2 separate regions of the Homo sapiens genome follow, and region 2 is linked to region 1. Evidence: read pairs that join two places in POLR2A ChIA-PET (ENCODE). Cell type or tissue: MCF 10A. All regions are shown on one strand. Links, peaks and the distances in the headings refer to the core of each region. The heading gives the core; the rest is flanking DNA.

The links. Peaks named below come from ENCODE experiments on the same cell type or tissue, not always from the same donor. Only the 100,000 strongest peaks of a DNase experiment are listed, where the experiment ranks them.
Region 2: POLR2A ChIA-PET joins it to region 1 with 5 read pairs; 1 of 35 experiments calls an interaction of 5 or more read pairs at or near these places.

The regions. Positions count from the first base shown.
Region 1 is chr5:22,886,608-22,898,015 of GRCh38, forward strand. No RefSeq gene overlaps it. Among named protein-coding and RNA genes, the nearest start is that of CDH12, 39 kb to the left of the region's middle. In MCF 10A, for the core only: a CTCF peak has its summit at 3,327 (motif pointing right); a DNase peak (open chromatin) is centred at 6,044.
Region 2 is chr5:23,203,386-23,214,793 of GRCh38, forward strand. No RefSeq gene overlaps it. Among named protein-coding and RNA genes, the nearest start is that of PRDM9, 300 kb to the right of the region's middle. In MCF 10A, for the core only: a CTCF peak has its summit at 5,708 (motif pointing right); a DNase peak (open chromatin) is centred at 5,706.

The DNA of each region.
Region 1 (11,408 bases), core at 1,869-9,868:
GTGTCTGTAAGTTAGTATTCCATAGCCTGTCTAGTGTCAAAATACTCATATACTAGTTCAAGTTCATTAAATAAAATTTTCAAATACCCTGTGTTCTTAATTCTTTTTCCTGTTACTTTTAGAAGGGGATTGTTAAGGAATGTTACAACAATTACGGATTTAGCACATCAAAAACATTAAAACTGAGTCTTTGTTTATTAGTCCTTTGGCCCTACTGCTAGCTGTGACTCCTTGTGGATACCAGACTCTAGATCGGAGTCTGCTTTAGATAGCTGTTTAATTAATAAATTTTGGAAGTACAGAAGCCCCACGGTTTGTTCTTATAGTGAGTTATTGCAATGTAAGAGCATAACTAGGAAAAGAAATCATATTGCAAATTATATCCATGGGGAAAAGATATAGTGACCTCCAGGAAATATCCAGAGGTGTGAGGCAGGGACCAATGGTGAAGTTAGCAAGAGGGGATTCAAAGGGGGGAAATAACTCAATCAAGAAATAATTAAGTGAACGTAACAGATGGAGCCAGCTCAAGGGATAAATCTTTTCAAAATGAACAATATATCAAGAAGTGGTTAGTAGAAGTAATTCTGAGGGAATGGTTAGAGGATAGAGTAGAGGTTGGATAAAAGATGAGGGCACAAAGGTGGCATGAAGAATTCTTTCATTGCATTTGTTAGCATTAGAGTTCACATTTACATGTGTTTTTTCCATAGGTACATTACTAGCGCTTCGCAAATTTTAATTTGAACATGAATCACCTGGGGACCATATTAAAAAGTAGATTCTGATTCAGTAGGTATGGATTGGGGTCTGAGATTCTACATTGCTAAAACTCTCCTGGGGGCACCTGCACTGTTCCTCTGTGAGGACCCTGTGAGCAAATTAAATGCCAGGACATTTAATTTATTCCCATAACTGAGAAGCACTTAACAGAGATGTGCACATTCAGGAAGTGGTAGATAAGAGCAACATGTACCCCGAGGACATCTGGGGACTGAAAGATTAGTTTGCAGATCCTGGATTTTGACTTTTTGGACCTTGGGGAAGAAAAGATGCTGAAAGGCATGCTGACAGGGCATGGATTTCTTGGAGAATTGTGCTGTTTCTCAAGTTAAGGAGAAACTGGAATCAGAGGCAACTCTCCATTCCACCCACGGAACATGTGTTCCTCTCAATGACGGGAGACTCAAGCTCTGTGTTCCTTAGTTCTAGTGTTAAAAATCTCATGGTCTAAAATATCTTTGCAGGGTTGATTGGAATATGCTACAATTTACAGAAAGAACAATATGATAGTGCTCATTTATGAATTGAGTAATACCAGCCACTAGTATTACTAAAGGAATACCAGGAATTCAAAGGAATTACTAAAATAACAAACAGTCATTAAAAATTTTTTTCCGGCCAGGTGCAGTGGCTCACACCTGTAATCTCAGCACTTTGGGAGGCCGAGGAGGGTAGATCACGAGGTCAGGAGTTCGAGACCAGCCTGGCCAACATGGTGAAACCCCGTCTCTACTAAAAATACAAAAATCAGCCAGGCGTGGTGGCGTGCGCCTGTAATCCCAGCTACTTGGGAGGCTGAGGCAGGAGAATTGCTTTAGCCCAGGAGGCGGAGGCTGTAGTGAGCTGAGATTGTGCCACTGCACTCCAGCCTGGGTGACAGAGCAAGACTCTGTCTCAAAAAAAAGAAAAAATTCCACTGAGTACTATCTTTACAGTCATAATATGCTACATCAAGCTCAATTTCCTTAACAGAGAATTGGAAGGACAGGTTTATGAATAAATAAATGATACAATATAAAATAGCTTCCACAGCTATCTGAAATGCTTCCCAATGGTACTGACTTCTAAAAGCCACATATGCTTTACTCTACAGCAACCATAGATACTTTAACACTAAAATAGTGAAACACATTATTGAGCACCTCAACGTGCTGAGGGATCGCCTAGAGATATGCATCCTGAAATCTATTGTCTTTCTATTTCAGTATGACATTGGCAAAAAATAACCATGCTTCAAGTATCTAGACTTCACTTTCCCAAACTGGACATTTATGAAATAGCCCCAGTATGCCATCTCTCTAAATTGTATAATTCACATAATAAATAATATCATCTGTTCTCTACCAGCCATCATTAAAAGTTCCTGCCAAATATGTTTAATCCTGTGTGTCGGAGAGAAAGTTAATGGAGATACAAGATGGAAAGTCATCTTTGATGAGCCATTTTCTTTCTCAAAATTGTTCAAGTTTACCCATGGATAACTTTTGTTTTTTCTACCCCTATCTTGTTCATAGTATATGGCCTTTCTAAAAATTGTCATTTTAAGTCAATCTTTCATAACATTAATATTGAAAATTTTATTTATTACATACAATTGCCTTCTATTAAAAGCAAAAAAAATTCATCTGCATTGATTGTTATCTGGTTCTAAGCAACTGCAATTTTATTCTGTAATTTCAGTACAGTAGTCAGCCAGGGTGGGAACTGAATTTCAATTCTTTGACTTATTAGTAATACAATATGCAAGCTCTTCAATTATTCCATACCTCAGTTTCCTTATCAGTATAATGGAAATAATAAGATTTGCCTAATAGAGTTTTTGTGAAGGCAAAATAAAGTGGAAAGATTTTAGCATAGATTAGACATCTTATCAACATAATGTCTATTGTCTTTGTTTCTTCTGTTTTTCTGAGGCAGTATAGAAGATTTTACATATATGTAGTCAGAGAACTTGAGTTGGTTAAGCAATCCAAAGTCAGGAATCTAGGGACTTCATAATATATTTCTAAATATCAACTACAAATATGTGTTTAATAAGAAGCCGCTACTGGATGAATCCAATTCATTATATTTCTGACCAAAAAAAAGTCAAATCATTCTGTCACTTACATAACTCACCTAAGCACTTGGTTCTAAGTCAGTATCGAAGATTAAACTTTTTAAATTGTAAGGTTTTATGAATACAATGATGACTTCCATACTTGTCACATCAAGGTATGTGTGTAAGTGTAGATAAGTTTACAGACTATTTCCTATAGAAATTTAATAGGATAAATATATGCATGGAAATTGACCAATGGGCAAGTGCTAGTTTATCTGTCATCTTTATTCAGTTAAAAGTTGAAATTATTTTTCTTGTTACAATGAAACAAAATTCAAATGTACTAAAAAACAAAATGTGCATTACACGTAAATACTGGGTTTACACAACGCATTTTCTGGAGATTAGTTAATGCATGAAGGATACCAAGGCACAATTTACAAATGTACATTTATTAGGAGACATCTAGAAAATGATCACAAGAGGGCACTCTTAATTAGAACTGAATCCAATGAGGACATCTTAGAGAAAGATTTCACCACTCCAATAGAAATGAGATAAGGATCAGTTATTGACAATTCCAAATTATTTTATGAAACACAATCATCTATAACTAGTAGGTCACCATTAATATGCTCATTGAAAATAAAACTCAATTTCCTCTTTGTCAAGGCCCTCCTTAACAGGATCTCCAACACAAATCCTTCAGACTCTGATGTTTTGTTCTCCTACTCTTACTGTTAGTCTCTCCAGAGTAGTCTGCCTTATCACTGTCATTATTTTTCCACCTCCACATTTCACACAACTGAAGCCACAGTTCCTATCAAGGTATTGCTTGTAAACTCAATTTTCTAAAATATTTTCAGAAGAATAAAAAAAAAAAAGTGACTCATTTTGCATCAGAAAAGCTTTGCACCTTAGAACCTCACCGTTTTTACCTCTAGTGAGGTGGCTTAGAATGAGCAATTTGAAGAGTAGTGATTTCTCTATGCTAAAACAATATAAACTGAAAGTATCACATCAAGTGTCTTAGATCATTTGAATTGAGATATATGCAGATAAAGTCAAGATGATAGAGGCAGAGAGGCCCACAAAACATGGTAATTAGTCAAGTTCTTAAGGCAGTAAGTAATAATTAAATAACAGGTGAAATAATAAATTATGCTATAAAGTGAATCAGATGAGAAGAGGCCTGTTAATAATGTGAAGGGTAGATCAGAGCGCAGCTGAATCACCAAAACAATGAAGCACTAGATTTGGAAACAACCAAACAGGCTATTGGAATGAACTAGACTGTATTCAGAAAACAATAAGACGTAACTGCCATAAATGCTGTGCCCAAGAAGGTCTAAGGCTACCAGAAAAACTCTCTGAGGAAGGCAGGACGTTATTGTTTCCTGTAGGATTCTATGACTCCATACTCGCCTAAGTTTTCTTCCTACTTTATAGATCATTTTTTCTTAATTTAATTTGCTGGTATATTCTAGCATATCTAGTATATCTAGTTTTCTAGTATCTTTCTGCTCTATCAGACTCCACAAAATAAGGTTTTCAGGACTTAAATTAAGGGCTAGATTCTCTCTTCAGGCTAGACTCCATTCCCTGGAGATCCCATTCACTTGAATTATTTTCAGTGTCATGGATGTCATGATGAAACCGCTTTACATCCCTGGGGTTGATCTTTTCTCTGAGCATGAGATGTGTACATCTGACTGCTTTCTTGGCATCTGTACTTGGAAGTACCATGGGAATGTCCAAATTAACATGTGGCAAGAAAAATTTTTTATTCCTGAATCAATCTCTTTTTTTCCTCCTCCCAAAACCCAGCGTCCTATGTGCTAATGCTATGAGAGGAGAGCATTTGCTTCCCTCTATTCCCTGTATTCCGCATAGCCAATTAATCCCAAAGTTCATGGTTTATATCATAAACTTCCCTCAAATTAGTCCACTTGTCTTCATCTCTACTCCAGCCCCCTTGAGCCGATGCCCTAATCTAAATAGCACCTTAATTTTTATACTCTTTCTTTTACTCCATCTCATCAACAAATAGTTGTTGGAGTCATACTTGGTGAATATGCACCTCATTATGTCAGTCTGCATGATGAATAATATTTCAGTGGCTTCCTTTTGCATTTAAAACAAAACTAAATGATCATGGCCTATATGATCCTGCATGATGTTTTCCTCAGCACACAATTCTAACCTCATTTTGTTCTACATAGAATGTTCTCAAATACTTGAAGCTTATACAATTTTACACTTATACTCTGCAGAGCATTTGCGCAAGATGTTCCTCAACCTGTAGAATTATTGTACCAGAATTTCATGTGTCTGGCTTATTTTCATCCTTTGATGCCCAGTTCAAACAGTTCTTCAGAGATGCAGTATACATAAAGTTCATCCACTGCATCTGAAGTACTTTCAATTAACCATAATAACAAAATCCTATTTATTGCCTTCAAAGCACTTACCTAAATTTTAATTTAGTAATTTGTTTAATTGCTTCTTTTCTACTCACCCAGGCTCCTTTAGACTCTGAACTACAGGGAACTGTGTCTTATTTATCACGATTTAGCCAAAACTCAAAAGAGTACTGAGAACATAGCATTGCGAATATAGTCCCTATACAATAATATCAAAAGGCAGTAGATAGTCAATAAAGTTGCTGAGATCATGGATTTGGGAATCTGGAAAGTCTTATTTGATAATCTCAACATTTTAACTCTCTAGAATGTCTTCTCTTGAAATTATCTCTGAGAGAAATTTCCTCTGAACGTGTTTATTTAAAAAAAGAACCATGCTATGTGAAATTATGGACATACTGTTCAATGATTTCCTTCCTCATAATATTGATCTAACAATACTACCCACCTGATTGGCTTAGTGGAAGAATAAAATGAAATTGTTTTAAGAGTTCACTACAATAGGAACTGCACAAATTAAGCACTGAATGAGTATTTTTCTTGATGCTGATGACAACAGTTGTAAGATTAACATGACCTGTCCTGGTGACTTTCCTCAGAATAAGTTGTGGGTATCAGAGTCAGCTTCATGGATGTGCTACTTGTTAGTCGAACCAACCTCTCACCTACTAGGGTCATTCTTAGTGTAATGCTCTGCTGTTGCAATCTTGAAAATCTTAATAATTTTAAGCAACAGACATGGCATTTTCATTTTGCATTGTGCTCCACAAATTACGTAGCCAGTCCTAGTTGGCATAACATCAAGTTCTGCTTCAAAAACATTCTTTCTATTTGCTAAAGCAATGTGGGACAGGCATGTCACAACAAGACGATGTTCATCATATAAATAATTATTGTTTTTCTTTCCTTTGGTAGCTGTGAAGCTTATATCTAAATTTATCGCTTAGTTTGTACAGTTTTGCAGGAGGCCTTGGTAATACATTTGTGTGCACTAACTTCACCAAAAGAGTTCTTTTACTCTTCTGTATTATTTTCTGATTTATTTGATACTTTTCCTATTTTATGTCTTCATAAAATTTGTAGTGCCTCCTGGAATCAAACTGTTGATTAAAAAAGTGTTTTTTTTTAAATTCTCACTTTTTCATTTTAAGTTTTTCTTTATATATGTGTATACATGTATAATATATATGTGTATATGTATGTATGTATATTTCACACTTCCCCTGAGCTTGAGTTGAATATACGTCTGTGCTGTAATGCTGATAAGCCCTCCTCAACAGTACATGGCTTGAATAAGAGAAAATAAGGAATAAATTAGCTGTTAATCAGACCACCAATTTTACCACAATCAATAGACATGAAAGAAAGAACCTCAGGGTTTTTGTTAGCTAATTGGTTGGTTTTCCCTAGCAAAGAAATGCAATTTTTTTCACCTGAGTGACTAAGGGCACAGGGGAACAGCCTTGTCTAGAGTTCCCGGGAGAGTCATCCAGATCGCCAGAGAAGCCTAAGAATCTTAATCTATTATTACCATAAGGTACCATTATTATGTAACTAATCACTATTTGATTTACCATTCTTAAAGACATTATCATCAACCTAGTACTTATTAAAATGGGAATTAGGAAATTTTTTTCATAAAGAGATAGATAGTAAATAATTATGAGACATCCTCCCTTTCTTGCAACTACTCAACTCTGTTGTGGTAGCCCAAAAGCAACCCTGAACAATATGTAAATGAAAGGGAATGCCTGTGTTCCAATAAAACTTTATTTACAAATACAGATGACTGAGAGTGAGTTATGGCTTGCGCGGAAGGACTTTTTAAATTAATTGGTCTCTGTATTACAGTGTTTACATCAGTATACAAGGCAAGGGTATAAAATAATAAATATTTTAAAGGCAGCCAAAACTTAAAAATCATCAGTGTTCTTAACACTAGCCATTTGGGTAGGAAAGAGCATATATGTATATTCTCTCAATAGCCATAACTATGAACATATTTGAGACTGATAATCTGAAACTGACCACTCAAGAGAATTCATTTCACTACCTTATAGTAAAGCTACATGTGGTTCAGAAAACACTATTACCCTGCTTAATGGCACATTTCTTTATCCAAAATTGACTAGTATGAATTTGTCCAATTTGAAAAATCAACTCTTCCATGAAGGTGAAAGACTGATTACGATTGAATCTCCAAAGATATGTTTTAATTTAAAATCAATTCAATGTAATTTAGAGTCAAATCTTGTTTATTCCTCATTTGCATCTATTCAAATGAAAACAATGAGAATACATTTATAGCTATTTTTGTGGCAAAGGTGAGAAAAAAAGTTATATCCATATGGATAATGTAAGGTTAATATGTGAAGAGTCAGGAAGAGTTACCATAATTGCACAGGTCATGAGAAGTAAAGGCAAGAAATGTAGAATATGGGCAATTTCACCACTGTTTTTCCAAGAAGAAAGTTTATGGTAAGTTGGCTGTAACTTCGGGTCCGAGCTGGCAAATAAAAAAATTGAAAATCCTCTAAAAATATCTTAAAGGACAGAAATGACAGAGGACTATGTTTGGAGTAGAACAAGGATGATTGGCAATGAAGCATGTAAGGAGGAGTTGGTTGGGTTGTGTCAAAATCAAACTTTTGTAAATGTCTTTATTTAATGAGAAAACATCTTACTTATGATATACCTATTTCCTAAAAATATTTTCTGAGTTATTTGAGTTTCAATTATTCAGAGGCAAGGCCCAATTCTTGGCAAGCCTTGCCAAGAATTTGAAAATCTGAAAATTAAGAATTAAGAATTAATCTTTGCCAAAGAAAACCAGTAAATTGGTATTCTTTGAGTCTTCCAGGCTTGTAAGATATTTTAGTTAGTGGTCTTTATTCAAGAAGTGTTTCAATGCATATCATTGCTTTCAAAAGATGTGTGTGTGTGTGTGTGTGTGTGTGTGTGTGTGTGTGTGTGTGTATGTGATTTGGGATAAAGAGGAAAGTAAAAACGAAATTTTAAAGATAATGAGTAAAATAAATTGTGTTTTAGATTCTAATAGTGTAATCCTAGAGATTATATTTGTCACTTCAACGTTGTTTTATGGATATTCTATCAGTGACTTCCAGACTGACAAAATCTTCTTTCAGAGCCTGAAACTCACACAAGATACTTAATGTAAATTACACATATATTTGAAAATATGTCTTTATTGTCTCTATGAAAAAGCACACCTGGTAAGTTTCTTTGATGGAGAAGTTAATGCTTAAAAGCAAAGCTCTGGCCAGGCGTAGTGGCTCATGCCTGTAATCTCAGCACTTTGGGAGGCCGAGGCTGGCAGGTCACCTGAGGTCAGGAGTTTGAGACCATCCTGGCCAACATGGCGAAATCCCATCTCTACTAAAAATACAAAAATTAGCCAGATGAGGTGGTGGGCACCTGTAATCCCAGCTACTCAGGAGGCTGAGAAAAGAGAATAGCTTGAACCTAGGAGGCGGAGGTTGCAGTAAGCCAAGATCGCGCCATTGCACTCCAGCCTGGGGGACAGAGCAAGACTCCGTCTCAAAAAAAAAAAAAAAAAAAAGCAAAACTCCAAATACTGTTCCTCATTCATGAGTTCCCAAAATAAGTCTCACACATTTTTTTGCCACCTGTGCTCCAAGTCAGTTGATTTTTACTCAGCCAGCAAATGTCTATAATGCTTTGTAACTTCTCTCCCAGTCTTACTCTCCCTTAGTGAGATCTCTACTCAAAGATATTTCACTCACAATAACATGTGAATTTCTGCGTGGATTCCAAACACTATTTTTACAATGTGGCTGAAATGCGAGGTCCCAGTGGACCCCAGGATCATAACCCCACATCTATGACTAAGTGATTAGGTCTTAAACTCAGCAGACTATAGCTGAAGGCTGTTGTCTGTTTTACTCATAAATATCAGTGCTTTACTCTGACCTCATGCTTTTTGAATATTTTCAGATTTCTCCTATATATTTTGAGAATCCTGCATTAATATTTATAAACTGTTACATAGAAGAGTGTATAGAAGGGAAGGAGTTAGACAAATATTTTATATCATTAAAAATTTATGGTAAGAGGGAGTCACTTTGAACCATTATTCAATTAAATAGGATATGTATTTCTCCTTGTTTCAAACAGGGATCAGTCAAACATCTTGAATTTTGACTCACCTGATGTTTATTTCTTTGATGCGTTCCTGACAAATTCTATATTCTAAGATCGAGCAAGGCGGTTTTGCTTGCTAATTAACAAAATGATAAAATAAAATTGTGTGTGTGTGCGTGTATTTCCACAAAGTGATCTAGGAGAGGAAGTAGCAGCTTATTTCCTGACGAGGCAAGCATTAATGTTTGTCGCTTAAATCTGACCTTCCCTATTTGTGATTGAGGGTTTAAATAATTTTTGTAAGATAGGACAGCAATATCATCTTACTACGTTAAAGACACCTATTAGTCATGTGCCAGGCAAATTGGGATTTATGACTCAGATATAATTCTTCCAAATATGCCTGCTGTTCATAAAAAGGCAGAGATACATGACTCAAAAATAACACAAGTCAGAAATAATTTTGCACTTCACTTTTCCACATTGACTTTTCTCTGGAATAGATGGCAAAATCTCCACGTTTTATGAATAGGCTTTTGTCAATACTACAGATGTATGTTTCCAGCTTCTAAATAAAGCAAGTTTCTGAGTCAAATAAAACAAATGATCAGTTCCAGTAGAGGCAAGGGAAGATGTATACATAAGAACTATGCATTGAAGACTGATGGAGACCCATAAATGCTTAAAAGTTCCAATGTGGATGTTGACTGTGCCTTAAGGAGAAGGTTAAGAATGTCACATATCACTTGCAATGATTAAGTTTCTCTGTTCATGAGACAGTGTCTCATCACATATGAAGAACTGTGGAAGAACAACATACCATTTTTTGAGGGGGAGGTGGAGAAGACATGGACAGATTGAAGCACAGATAAAACATGTATTTTTCCCAAATCTGTACAAATACTGCTAAGAGCATGGCAAAGCTCCATGCTTTGTGAATATTGCTTGAGGTAACAGAAGTAAAAACACCATATTTCATTAAGGATGACAGCAATAGTATTCTCTTTTCTCTGTGGACCATCAAGTCTTTCAACTTAAATATTTTGGAATCTTATCAGACATCAAAGATATAAAATAATATAGTGCCTCCAAGATACATCTTTGTCCTTGAAGAATGATCAAAGTTCCAAGTATGTTCATAAATTAAAACCAAATGTATTTCCCAAAAATTTTAAAATGGGACTCTCTCAGTCCCATTTTAAAAAATCATGCATAAAAATTGGAAACATCATTATTTCTCCCACTGAAACATAAGCATTATGTTTGGTGAATGTTAAAATATGAATCTTAAAAGGACAAGATTTAGTCATAATTAAGTGATTTGCACAATACCCTATGTCAGGAATTGTCCAAGGGCATGATCATGTTAGAAATAAAAATAATATGCTCTTATGAGGTTGTCCAAAATGATCACCAATTTCTACTTAGTATTGTTGATATTACACTCTCACAACGTTTCTGAATGAAAGAGATTCTTATTCCAAGAGCAATAGGAAAGAGTCAAAGTTTTTTAAAAAGAGTGGTATTTGTTTTCTAAACACTTTTCTGTCCTCAGTGATGATAGCTAACGTCATACAATTGTATTTTATTATTAATTTCCCTGATAAGTTTTTCCAGTTTAAAAATTGGGTCTGATGGACACTCAGGCATAGGAGGAGAGGAGGCTTTGTCTCTGTGAGAGGTGAGCTGCCAAAACACAGATTCAGTTCCATGTGACTCTTGGTGCAATTTCCCTCTGCCAGTGTCAAAGTGTGAGTTGCAATTTAATTTGATTGTAATATTGAATATTCCACACTAGATATATGTCTGTCACCTGAGAATTATTCTGCTACCCTTCTTGCTTACAATTCCTTTATTTTGGCTGGGCTGAGTGTGTGCCCAAGCCACATATGATAAATAGTATATCATGTTTTTTTCTATATTAATAACAGCAGTCCTATTACTTGTCATGTCATTAATGTATCTAACTCCTTTGCAGCTTGATGGGGAGGATGATCCAGAAATGGCCAAGGAAATATCAGAAGAATTTTGCTCTGTGG
Region 2 (11,408 bases), core at 1,876-9,875, 320 kb after region 1:
ATGTCCACACAAAAACCTGCACACAAATGTTTAAAGCAGCTTTATTCATTATGTCCAAAACTTGGAAACAACCACATACCCTTCAGTAGGTTACTGGATAAATAAACTCGGGTACATGGAGACAATGGAAGATTATTCAGTGCTAAAAAGTATTAGCTATCGAGCCATGAAAAGATACGAAGAACACTTAAATGCATACTACTAAGTAGAAAAGAGTATTTTAACAGGCTACATACTGTATGCTTCCAACTATATGACATTCAAGAGGTGGTAAAAAGTTTCATGTTTGCCAGTGTTTAGGGGGAGGGAGGGATGAATAGAAAGAGGACAGAGGGATTTTAAGGCAATGAAACTATTCTGTGTGAAAATAAATAGTGGACATATGTCCTTATACATTTGTCAAAATTCATGGACTATACAACACCAAGGGGAACATTAAGGTACACTGTGGTCTTTGGATAATGATGATGCATCAATGTGCATGTATCGATGATAACAAATGAACCAGAGTGTGTGGGATTTTGATGGTGGGGGAGGTTATGAGTGCCTGGGAATATGTGGGAACTTTGTACTTTCAATTCAACATTTCTGTGAAACTAAAATGATCTAAAAATTAAAGTTTATTAATCTAAAAAAGTAATAGTTTTAAATTTAATATTTATATTTTTCCTTTTGAACTTTATGTATAAAATATAGAATGATACAATTAAGCAGTCTCCTCAGGGAAACTATTAACATAGTTGATCCATACAAGATCTCTCATATTTAATTTTCTCTTTTTACCCCAATCATCATGATGCAATCTCCTTAGATAGCAATTGTCATGTGTTGTGACATGTTCACAAAGATATGTTTCCAAGAAAAATATGTTCTGAGGTGTGTGTGTGTGTGTGTGTGTGTGTGTGTACATTACCATAAAGCTGCCTCTTCCAGTTCTGAGACAGCAAGACCAACCCTTCCTCTTCCTCCTCTTCCTCAGGGTACTCAGTTTGAAGACAAGGAAGATGAAGACCTTTATGATGATTCACTGCCACTTCATGAATAGTAAATACTCCCTTCTTTGTTTTTCTCAATAGCATTTCCTTTTCTCTAGCTTCCTTTATTGTAAGAATACAGCACATTATATATATATATAAACATATAAAATATATATATATATAAACATATAAAATACATGTTAATCAACTGTTTGTTACCAATAAGGCTTCTGATCAAAACTAGGCTATTAGTAGTTAAGGTTTTGGAGAGTCAAAATTGATATGCAGATTTTCAAATGCATGGGAATTTGGCGCCTCCAACCTCTATGTTGTTCAAGGGTCAATTGTATTTATGCAGTGAAGATGGACTAGGCAGCCTTTTAGTTCTGCCTCCCTCACTCTTAAACTGCAATCCTACTAATAATGTTCAAATTGTTCAAACCTCATCTTAGTGTCAATTTAGTGAAACAGTATATTTTCCATCCTTTTCTATAATTATGCCATAATAGTAGGTATATTATATATAGAAGGTTGCAATACTTGCTTGAAAACATAAGGAAATTCTTTTCAGTTGACAAAGGCAGGAATTGAAAGAGAAAAATTAATTCCCTAGGTTTTAAAATTAGCAAACAAACAATAATTTATATATTTGAAGATTTTTAATTTTACTGTCTTAGATTTTAATATTACTACTAATCAAAGTCACCTTCCATTCTCTTCAGTTGCCAACTTAAGCAATTTGTAATAGTGGGCTTATGTCGCAATTAGACTTCTTTCTTTGCTCTTCTGTTTTACAATTGGATACCATATGTGAAGGAGCATATTCAATTTTGAAAAACCTGTTTGTTTACAATTCAAGCCAAGTGCAATCTTCACTAATTGCTTTAAATTATTCTACAATAAGGAGGTTTTAAAATGTTGGTCCCAATATGTGGTTAATGTGAAAAGTTAAAATGAAAGTTTAATATAAGATCTATCTACGCTTTAATCCAGAAATAATTACCCCTTGATATTTACAAAGAACAATACAAAATTAACCCTAAAACACAGTTTCAGGTTTGAAGAAAAGAATAATAAAAAAATAGTGTGTATTAGAAACAGTAAATCAAAGCTAATGAAGCAACATTAGCACTTTTATGTTGTAGGTTCTAATTAGAAAGTCTGTTAATGAAATTGGGGCATTTACTTAATTGCTGTGAACAATTATTTTCAAATTAAGCTTGGCAATTAAATAGCATGATTAAGCTTGGAATAGTGGATTTAGGTAGGGGTTTTGTAACTATTTTGTATGCTGTATTATGTATGGCAGTTTAAGCTCTGGATATGTGCTGATTAACAAATGTAAATGGCATGCAGTACTTCTTGGTCTTGGCTATTTTTGCGAAGATGTTTCCTATTGCCTTAAATACTTGCCTTGCACAGTAGCTTCTAACTACTGGAACCCAAACCAACAACCTGCCCCACTTAACTTAAATAGATATTTTTTTCCTTCCCATAAATGTCAAACTTCCTGAAATAAGCTTGTACATTTATAGGCTGCATTCGCATCCCTTTCATTTAGCACTTTAACTCTTGCTCCCAGTCTTCAGTGCTATCACAAATAGTACTAATTGTCACAACATAAATGTGTCAGATTGATTCATTATTAGTAAATTATTTGATCCTTAATTATAACCTTTGGGAAAGTTGTTATTAGCATTTTTATTTCCCAAATAAAACTGAGGATCAGAAAGACTTTTTCTAAAACCTTTTCAAAGCAACCCAGTTGCTAAATGGCAGGATAGGAATTTGAACATAAATTCACTTATGGCAACCCCCGTGTATCTTCTACATAATGGAGTTTCTTCTCTTTATGTCCACAAATGCAGTTCATTGCTTGGTATTTGATACTGCTGACCACACTCTCACTGGGAAATTTCCTTGGCTTTCAAATTACCATTATACCCCCTGTTTCTACCTTATTTCTTCCATGTCTCAATTCCATTTATTCTGCAAGACTTCTTCATTCTACCTCCTAAAGGTAGCCAATGTTCGCTTCTCAGATTTTTTTATGTTCTATTGAATCTAAGGTTTTAGAAAACGTAATCAAGTATACAGGCAAACTTAACTTGTTATTTCCCTAAGCACCACTCACAGCCAACTAATCACATCAAAATGATCCGTATTTATTTATTGATAACTTTTCATTGTAACTATTCCCTCTGCCCTTTTTAACTTTTTCTTTTTAATTCTTTTAGAAACAGAGTCTTCTCTGTCACCCAGGCCAGAGTGCAGTGGCATGATAATGGCTCACTGAAATCTCAAACTCCTGGGCTCAAGTAATCCTCCCACCTCAGGCTCACAAAAAGCTAAGACTTCTGGCACATGCCACACGCCCTGATAGCTTTTCAAATATTTTTTTGTTGAGAAAGGGTCTCACTATGTTGCCCAGGCTGGTCAAAAACTTCTGTCCTCAGGCAATCCTCCCACCTCAAACTCCCAAAATGCCGGGATGACAGGCACGAGTCACCATGTCTGGCCAAAACCTCTACTCTTAACATACTGATTTTCCCGACTGCTTTTGAATAGGATTTGCTAATCTTTCCGAACCATCTTATGACTTCTTCCTGTTCTTTGATAAATGAGAGTCGCTTCCCATTCTTTTATGCCTAACTTCTAAATTTCTGTTGGTATGTTTAGGCTGCTTTGACAAAAATACCTCAGATTGAGTAATTTATAAACAAAAGAAATTTATTTTTCACAGTTCCAGAGGCCGGGAAGTCAATGCCCGCAGATCAGCGTCTAGTGAGGGCCTGCTTCCTGGTTCATAGACAGTGCCTTCTTGCTGTGTCTTCACATGGTGGAATAGGCAAGGCAGTTCTCTTGGGCCTCTTTTAGAATGGTACTAATTCCATTCATGAGTGGATCCCTCATGTTCTAATCACTTCCTAAAGACCGATACGGTTAGGCTTTGTGTCTCCATTCAAATTTCATCTTGAATTATAATCTCCATAAGCCCCACATGTCAAGAGAGACACCAGGCAGAGGCAATTGAATCATGGGGACGGTTTCCCCGGTGCTGTTCTCGTGATAGCGGTGAGTTATCATGAGGTCTGATGGTTTTATAAGGAGCTCTTACCCCTTCACTCAGCACGTCTCCTTCCTGCCATTTTGTGAAGAAGGTGCTTTGCTTCCCGTTTGTTTCCGCCATGATTGTATGTTTCCTGAGGCCTCCCCAGTCACGCCAAACTGTGAGTCAATTAAACCTCTTTCTTTTATAAATTACCCAGTGTCGGACAGTTCTTTATAGCAGTATGAAAACGAACTAATACAGACTCAACACCTGATTTTTGGGGAGACACCAACACTAAGGCCATAGAAATTATGTTTCAGTATCTAATATTTTTTGTGTGAATATTGGTAACCAGAACAGTGTGTGTGACACAGAAGATTTTGAAAGAGATCAGTAAGGTTTGTCAAATAAAATTTTAAAATTATTTATGTGGCCTCTTTTTAATGAGAAAAATCCATAAAATAACTAAATACATGTAATTTATCTGTGAATTAATTTATAAGAATAAACATTTATAATTTTCCACTTATTTATTTGAAATAATATAGTAAAACTTTGTAGCCCAGTTTATGAATGTTGAAGCAATAGTGGATGTATATTGGGGTAATAGATGTCTGCTGCACTTTTATAAATTTTGCTAAAATCTAAATTAAAATTAAGTAAAGTTGAACATCATACCATCAATTAAAAATCTGAAAGCAGGTAAATAGAATTTCGCTTTTTTTTTCCTTAATGGTATGTTGAATATTATTTGTCAATGTATCAAGTATAAATTGAATTTAGGAGTTGTTTTATTATTTTATAAAATTAAGCATGCTTTTATAATATTGATACGTTTTCCATTTTATATATGTACAATTCTGAGAATTATATATTTTTTTCATTGTATGGATGAATATATTGAATATAGACAATAAGTTTATATGAAAAACAAAGAAAAAACATTAAACAAAGACAGTGATTTGTCATTCTGGCTATTGCTGGAAGCATTCTGATCATATATACTCTTTGTAATTAGCCAATTGTAATTATCTAAATCAGAGATCAGAAATTATGGCCTGTGGACTAAATCTAGCCCATGTCTGGTTTTTATAAATAATGTTTTTACATTTTATTTTATATTATTATACATATTTATTATTATTTTATAAATAATTTGTTTGGAACAGAGCCTTATTTTCATATACATTGTCTATGGCTGTTTTTTTCCTTATAATGATCAAGTTAAATAGTTGCAACAGAGACCAGATCATCAGCAAAGCATCACACACTTACTATCTGGCCCTTTTATAAATTATGTTTGTTTACTTATAGGCTAGAAGAGTAGAACGAATGTAAGCTTTCATGCATGACAACAATTTTTTTTTCTTTTGTCAAGCTGTCAAAATGGTTAATTTACCTTCAAATGTGTATTTCTGTGCCAAATTTTATGGTCAATTAGGAAAATAATTGGAGAACACCCATTCTTTGACAACTTCCGATTTCTTGCCTAACCTCTTTTTTTCAGCTGTAAGTTTCCTTCAGCAGATTACTTCCAGTAGATAGCCCACTGTGATGTTTATCAAATTATTGACTCTCAACTGCACGTGTATCCCTTACTTCCTCCTCTGAAAATGAAGCTGGGCCTTTTAAATGTCTGTACTTTGCTGGCTGGCAGGATTTAAAACTGACCAATAGAGGGCAGTAGAGGAACTGTGAAGGAAGAATGGGCATTTCATTCTCAGGGTGCTCTTCTCAGTAGGTTCCTGCAGTGCACAGTTTCTCTGCAATTCAGCTCCTTCAGCAATGGGTTTTCCATTATCTGCTTCCTGCAGTGCAGGACAGACAACAGCTTAGCTCAGCAAAACCTCAGGCTGATTTCCTAAGCTCTGAGGTATGGCATCTCTCTGTGGATGGCTTGCCCTAGAAACACAGCCAATTTTCAGCAAATTCTGCTAGGACAGCACCTGAGATTTCTGTATGTTTCAGTGAGCTAAGGCTAGGCCAATGCCACTGAGATCTGGATTTCAAGTTTGGGGTGTTGCGTGTGAGGAGCTCTTCCATAGGTGCTCTCTACTTCTAGTTGTATGATTGAATGTTACTCCTCTGATCTCCTATCTGTATTCTTCAGAGTTCTCCTTCTTCTTAGCAAATCCCCTGTGAGCTTCAATCCTCTGCTTTAGTTAATAGTTGTTTATATTAAACATTTTCTCTTTAAAACACAATGTTGCTGTCTTCTGGTAGGACTCTGAAAAATACATGAGAAACACCTAAAACTTCTTCACAAGTTTAAAATTAAACTCGTAATCCAGCCCCCAGAATGTTGGAGCTTCTCTCGTATTATGTGTATTGTTAGTCATCCAAGAAGGAAGCTTTGAGTGAATTTAATTTCTGTTGCTGCCTCTTAATTAAGCCATGTTCCCGTATAATCTGTGGAGGTATGCATAAATGCATATGTGTGCACACACACACACTCATCTACTCAATCCTCATGTCCTTACAATTTTAGGATAATTTCAGGATGGCCTTCAATTTCTTGATTATTTTCAAGTCCAATCCATGTGAGAGAAACTAAAAATTTTAATCATTTCTTTCAACGATTATTGCCTTTGATCACCTCCACCACCATCACCATCATTTGAATGACCAATAGCATGACTCTTTATTCTGTCATCAAATTATTTTAGCAAAACCTAATCCAATTGGCATTAAAGTATCCTGCCTACACCAGAAATGCAACGTGGCTTCTGGTGATAATTGAGAACATCTCACAATTAAGCAGTTTGATTTAAAAGTAAATTCTTGCTTATGCAACCTCACCTGAACCCTCAAGGATGCAATTCTAATCTCATATTCACCGCCAAGAATTTTGAAAATGCTCTCCACACTCTTCACATCTCCAACCTATTCTCCTTTGTCTTCGCCTCCTACCACACACATAAAACATAAGATAGTTGGGGAGATAATCAATGAAGTATCAATGTGTCACTATCATCTCCATAATATTATCAGCCCCATATAGTTTTTCTTATATCTCTATCCTATTTTTTTATGTTATTAAAATTGTTATTAAAATATCTCAGCCAATTTCTTATTTTTACAATAACATACATTTCCCTTTTCTGTCACTTTAATGTCTCCCTCTCTATCCACCTCTTCCTATTAGAATTTACATATTCTTGTCTATTCCATTATTTAAAAAATGGAAGTCATTCTCATAGAAATAGCAAATAGAACAGTGGTTAGCAGAGACTGGGAAAGGTAGGGGAAATAAGGGGATGTTGAAAGATTGGTCAACAGCGACAAAACTATGGTTAGATAGAAGAAATAAGTTCTGGTGTTCCATTGCATAGTAGGATGACTAGAGGTAACAATAATGTATATTTCAAAATAGCTAGAAGAGAGGTTTTAAAATTTCCTTATTGTTGATAAATATTTAAATGAATGAATATGCTAATTACCCTGATTTGATCTCTATATTATTTATTCATGTATCAAAACATCACCTATACCTCATAAATATGTACAATTATGTGTCATTTATAAACTTCAAAAACATTAAAAAATGAATAAAATGGGGGAAAATAAAACAACTATAGTAACCACAAAAATAGTCATTCTTGTCATCTCTTTCATTCTCATTCAATAATACCTTTGTCAGAAAACATTGCTAACATCCAACTTGTTGATCAACACTTTCTCTCTCACATCTAAACAATTGCAGCCCATTCTTTTTTTTTTTTTTTTTTTTTTCTTGAGACGGAGTTTCACTCTTGTTGCCCAGGCTGGAGTGCAATGGCACGATCTCGGCTCACTGCAACCTCCGCCTCCCAGGTTCAAGCAATTCTCCTGCCGCAGCCTCCCAAGTAGCTGGGATTACAGGCATGCACCACCTCCCCTGGCTAATTTTGTATTTTTAGTAGAGACAGGGTTTCTCCATGTTGAGGCTGGTCTCGAACTCCTGGACCCCAGGTGATCCGCCTGCCTCAGCCTCCCAAAGTGCTCCAAAGCGCTGGGATTACAGGCATGAGCCACCGCGCATGGCCGCAGCCCATTCTTTATTCTTTCTTTTTTTTTTTTTGAGACGGAGTCTCGCGTGCATTGGCGCAATCTCGGCTCACTGCAAGCTCTGCCTCCGGGGTTCACGCCATTCTCCTGCCTCAGCCTTCGGAGTAGCTGGGACTACAGGCACCCGCCACCGCGCCTGGCTAATTTTTTGTATTTTTAGTAGAGACGGGGTTTCACCGTGGTCTCGATCTCCTGACCTCGTGATCGGTCCGCCTCGGCCTCCCAAAGTGCTGGGATTACAGGCGTGAGCCACCGCGCCCGGCCCCCCATTCTTTATTCTAATTTTTGACTATGCTTAATTCTCTCAATTCCCATAACAACATGAAAGTCCGTCTTCCATCACATCTTATCTAAACTTTTGTAATTGCTTCTTCTATCCATTCTTAGCTACCAGATTCATTTTTGAATATACATTTAGATTATCTGAATGAAAATGCTAATAAGATCATATCGGTTTCAACTTAATAGCCTTATGTCATCTCATGATGTTCACAAGGAAAAAACAATTCTGAAAAATTTCAGTTGAAAGCTTTAAAATATTTTACCTTTCAAATAAATCTCATGCAACTTTCTCTGTGTCTCTGTCTCTTTCCCTCTATGTGTGTGTGTGTGTCTGTCTCTCTCATTCTCTACTGGCCTGTTTCATTGGATTGCATTCAATTCTGCACATTCCAGTGTCTGTGAATCTCTCATTTTCCCCCACAATCAGGAACTTGCAAAGGTGTTTCAGTGGGTCCAAGTTTCTAATGGTGATAATTAAAACTATTTTAATTTCTAGTTTTAATAATTAAATACTGTACATACTTCCACTTAAAAATACAACGGTATGACATCTGTAATTTTTAAGTGGGCTCATTTAAGGGGTTACTGACTTGAAATGAACTTGCTAATGACTCAGCCAACAATGTATCTGAATTGTTTCATTACCTGTGTCAGTTTTATTTTTATTTTATTTTTAGTTTTTTATTTTTTTATTTTTGAGACAGAGTCTCTCTCTGTTGCCCAGGCTGGAGTACAGTGGCGTGATCTTGGCTCACTACAAGCTCCGCCTCCCGGGTTCATGCTATTCTCCTGCCTCAGCCTCCCTCCCGAGTAGCTGGGACTACAGACACCGGTGACCACACCCGGCTAATTTTTTATATTTTTAGTAGAGACGGGGTTTCACCGTGTTAGCCAGGATGGTCTCGATCTCCTGACCTTGTGATCTGCCTGCCTCGGCCTCCCAAAGTGCTGGGATTACAAGCGTGAGCCACCGCGCCCTGTCCTGTGTCAGTTTTTACCATATTGGTTAGCTTTATTGCTTTCATTTTAATTTGTTTAATTTATTTCCAGAATAAATACTAGATTGAAGATAGAAAGCATAAGCATTGTTGACGCTGAATTACAAGTTAATAATAATTCTGCAAATAAACAACAAGGTGACTTTCATTGTACTACATATTGTATTTATATTATTAAAATCATTTACAACACGTCAACATATCGTCTTTGTCAACTTTGAAACCAGTTCCAGTGCTAATAAAAGAGAAAATGTAAGACTGGTTACATTTGAAATTGCCTTTTTATATTTCTTGAGAATAAAATATATGCAACCGTAACGTGTTAATGTGCTATTATTTTTTTTGCTTTTAAGTAGAAATCTAACACCCTCTCTACTATCTCATTAGTTAGAAGCAAAACATAAACATTATTAAAACACTCATTTATTTTAGAAAAAAATTCAAGAAACCTAAACAATAGCTTATGAAAGCAATATATTTATATTACATGGTGTAAGATATAATTCTATTTCAACCTATATTCGGTATACACTCAGTCCTCCAGATCCCCAAATTCATCTATATACAATACATTGTTTATTACTGTATTATTCCTACATTTTTCTGAGATAATTAAAGTCAACAATATACTTTTTTAAAATGGCTCAAATGCTCAAAATTGCCTCTCCAAAATACATATAAATAGATTGTGTTCATATTGCTGTAAAATATTTTCTTAAAACCTTTAATTTTTTAAATTTCCCTATAATTTGTAATATAGCACATAAAAATGAAAAAAATTCTTAAATTCCTAAGAGGATTTATATAATCATATGGTATTGTTAAGTCCCCCAACCCTGCCAGGCACGGTGACTCACGCATGTAATCCCAGCACTTTGGGAGGCCGAGGCGGGCAGATCATGAGGTCAGGAGATTGAGGCCATCCTGGCTAACACAGTGAAACCCCGTCTCTACTAAAAATAAAAAAAAATTAGCCAGGCGTGGTAGTGGGCGCCTGTAGTCCCAGCTATTTGGGAGAGAGGCTGAGGCAGTAGAATTGCTTGAACTTGGGAGGCGGAAGTTGCAGTGAAAGTACAGAGATTGCACCACTGTACTCCAGCCTGGGCGACAGAGCGAGACTACCTCTCAAAAAAAAAAAAAAAAAAAAAAAAAAAAAGAAGTCTCCCACCCAAAATAAGAAATACTGAATTGCTCCAAGGAACCATATTCTGTTTTTTCATCTTTCATGTCTTAGAGCTTTCAGTGATGATGTTCGCTCAGCCTTGAACACTCTCCGCTTCCTCCTTTCAGACTTCACCCACGTGATATCTAGTTATTTAATCTAACTGTGAATATCGTCACTTCGTTCAAGCTTTTCCCATTTCACCCTCCTGTCTGGGTTAAGCCAGGATGTATTTGCCCCTACAGCATTTTGAACATCTCTTTTAAAATACACATGAAATTATTAGTTATTCATCTTGTTTTCTGAAAGAACATAGACACCGAAAGTTGAAAGAATTTGCCTGCTTTTTTCCTACTATGTTTACACATCACGCAGCCGAAGTTATCATGTGAATGAATAAATGGGCTCCTAATTTGTCTTCCTGACTTTCAGTTTGTCCCCCTCAATTTTTTTCTTTAGTGACCATTAAAGCCATCTACCAAAAATGCTAATCACACAGTTGGTGGCTGCAGCTCACCTAGAGCTCAAGTTCCCCTTTTATTTGCTTACAAATCATTAGAGATTTAATTACAGGAGCAGATTCTTAATTCATACTCCCAAAAGTTCTAACTCTATGGGTGAGCATGGGGTCTAATTCTGACGCCATTTTGAGAAACGCTGATTTACAGAATAGAAGCTCAGTGCTTCTGTATGCTATTTAATGCCCACTGCTTTCACCTGTCGCTCCATTTGCTTTTCATGTGCCTTTCTACACAACTCTTCGTAGTTCTCCATAAATACCATGCGTCCTCAGGGTTCACTGTTCATGCTTTTCCCCTCTCTAAAACAATTTACTTCAGACCTGAGAACAAATATAAGCAAAGTGTGCCACATTTCCAAACGTATTTCCA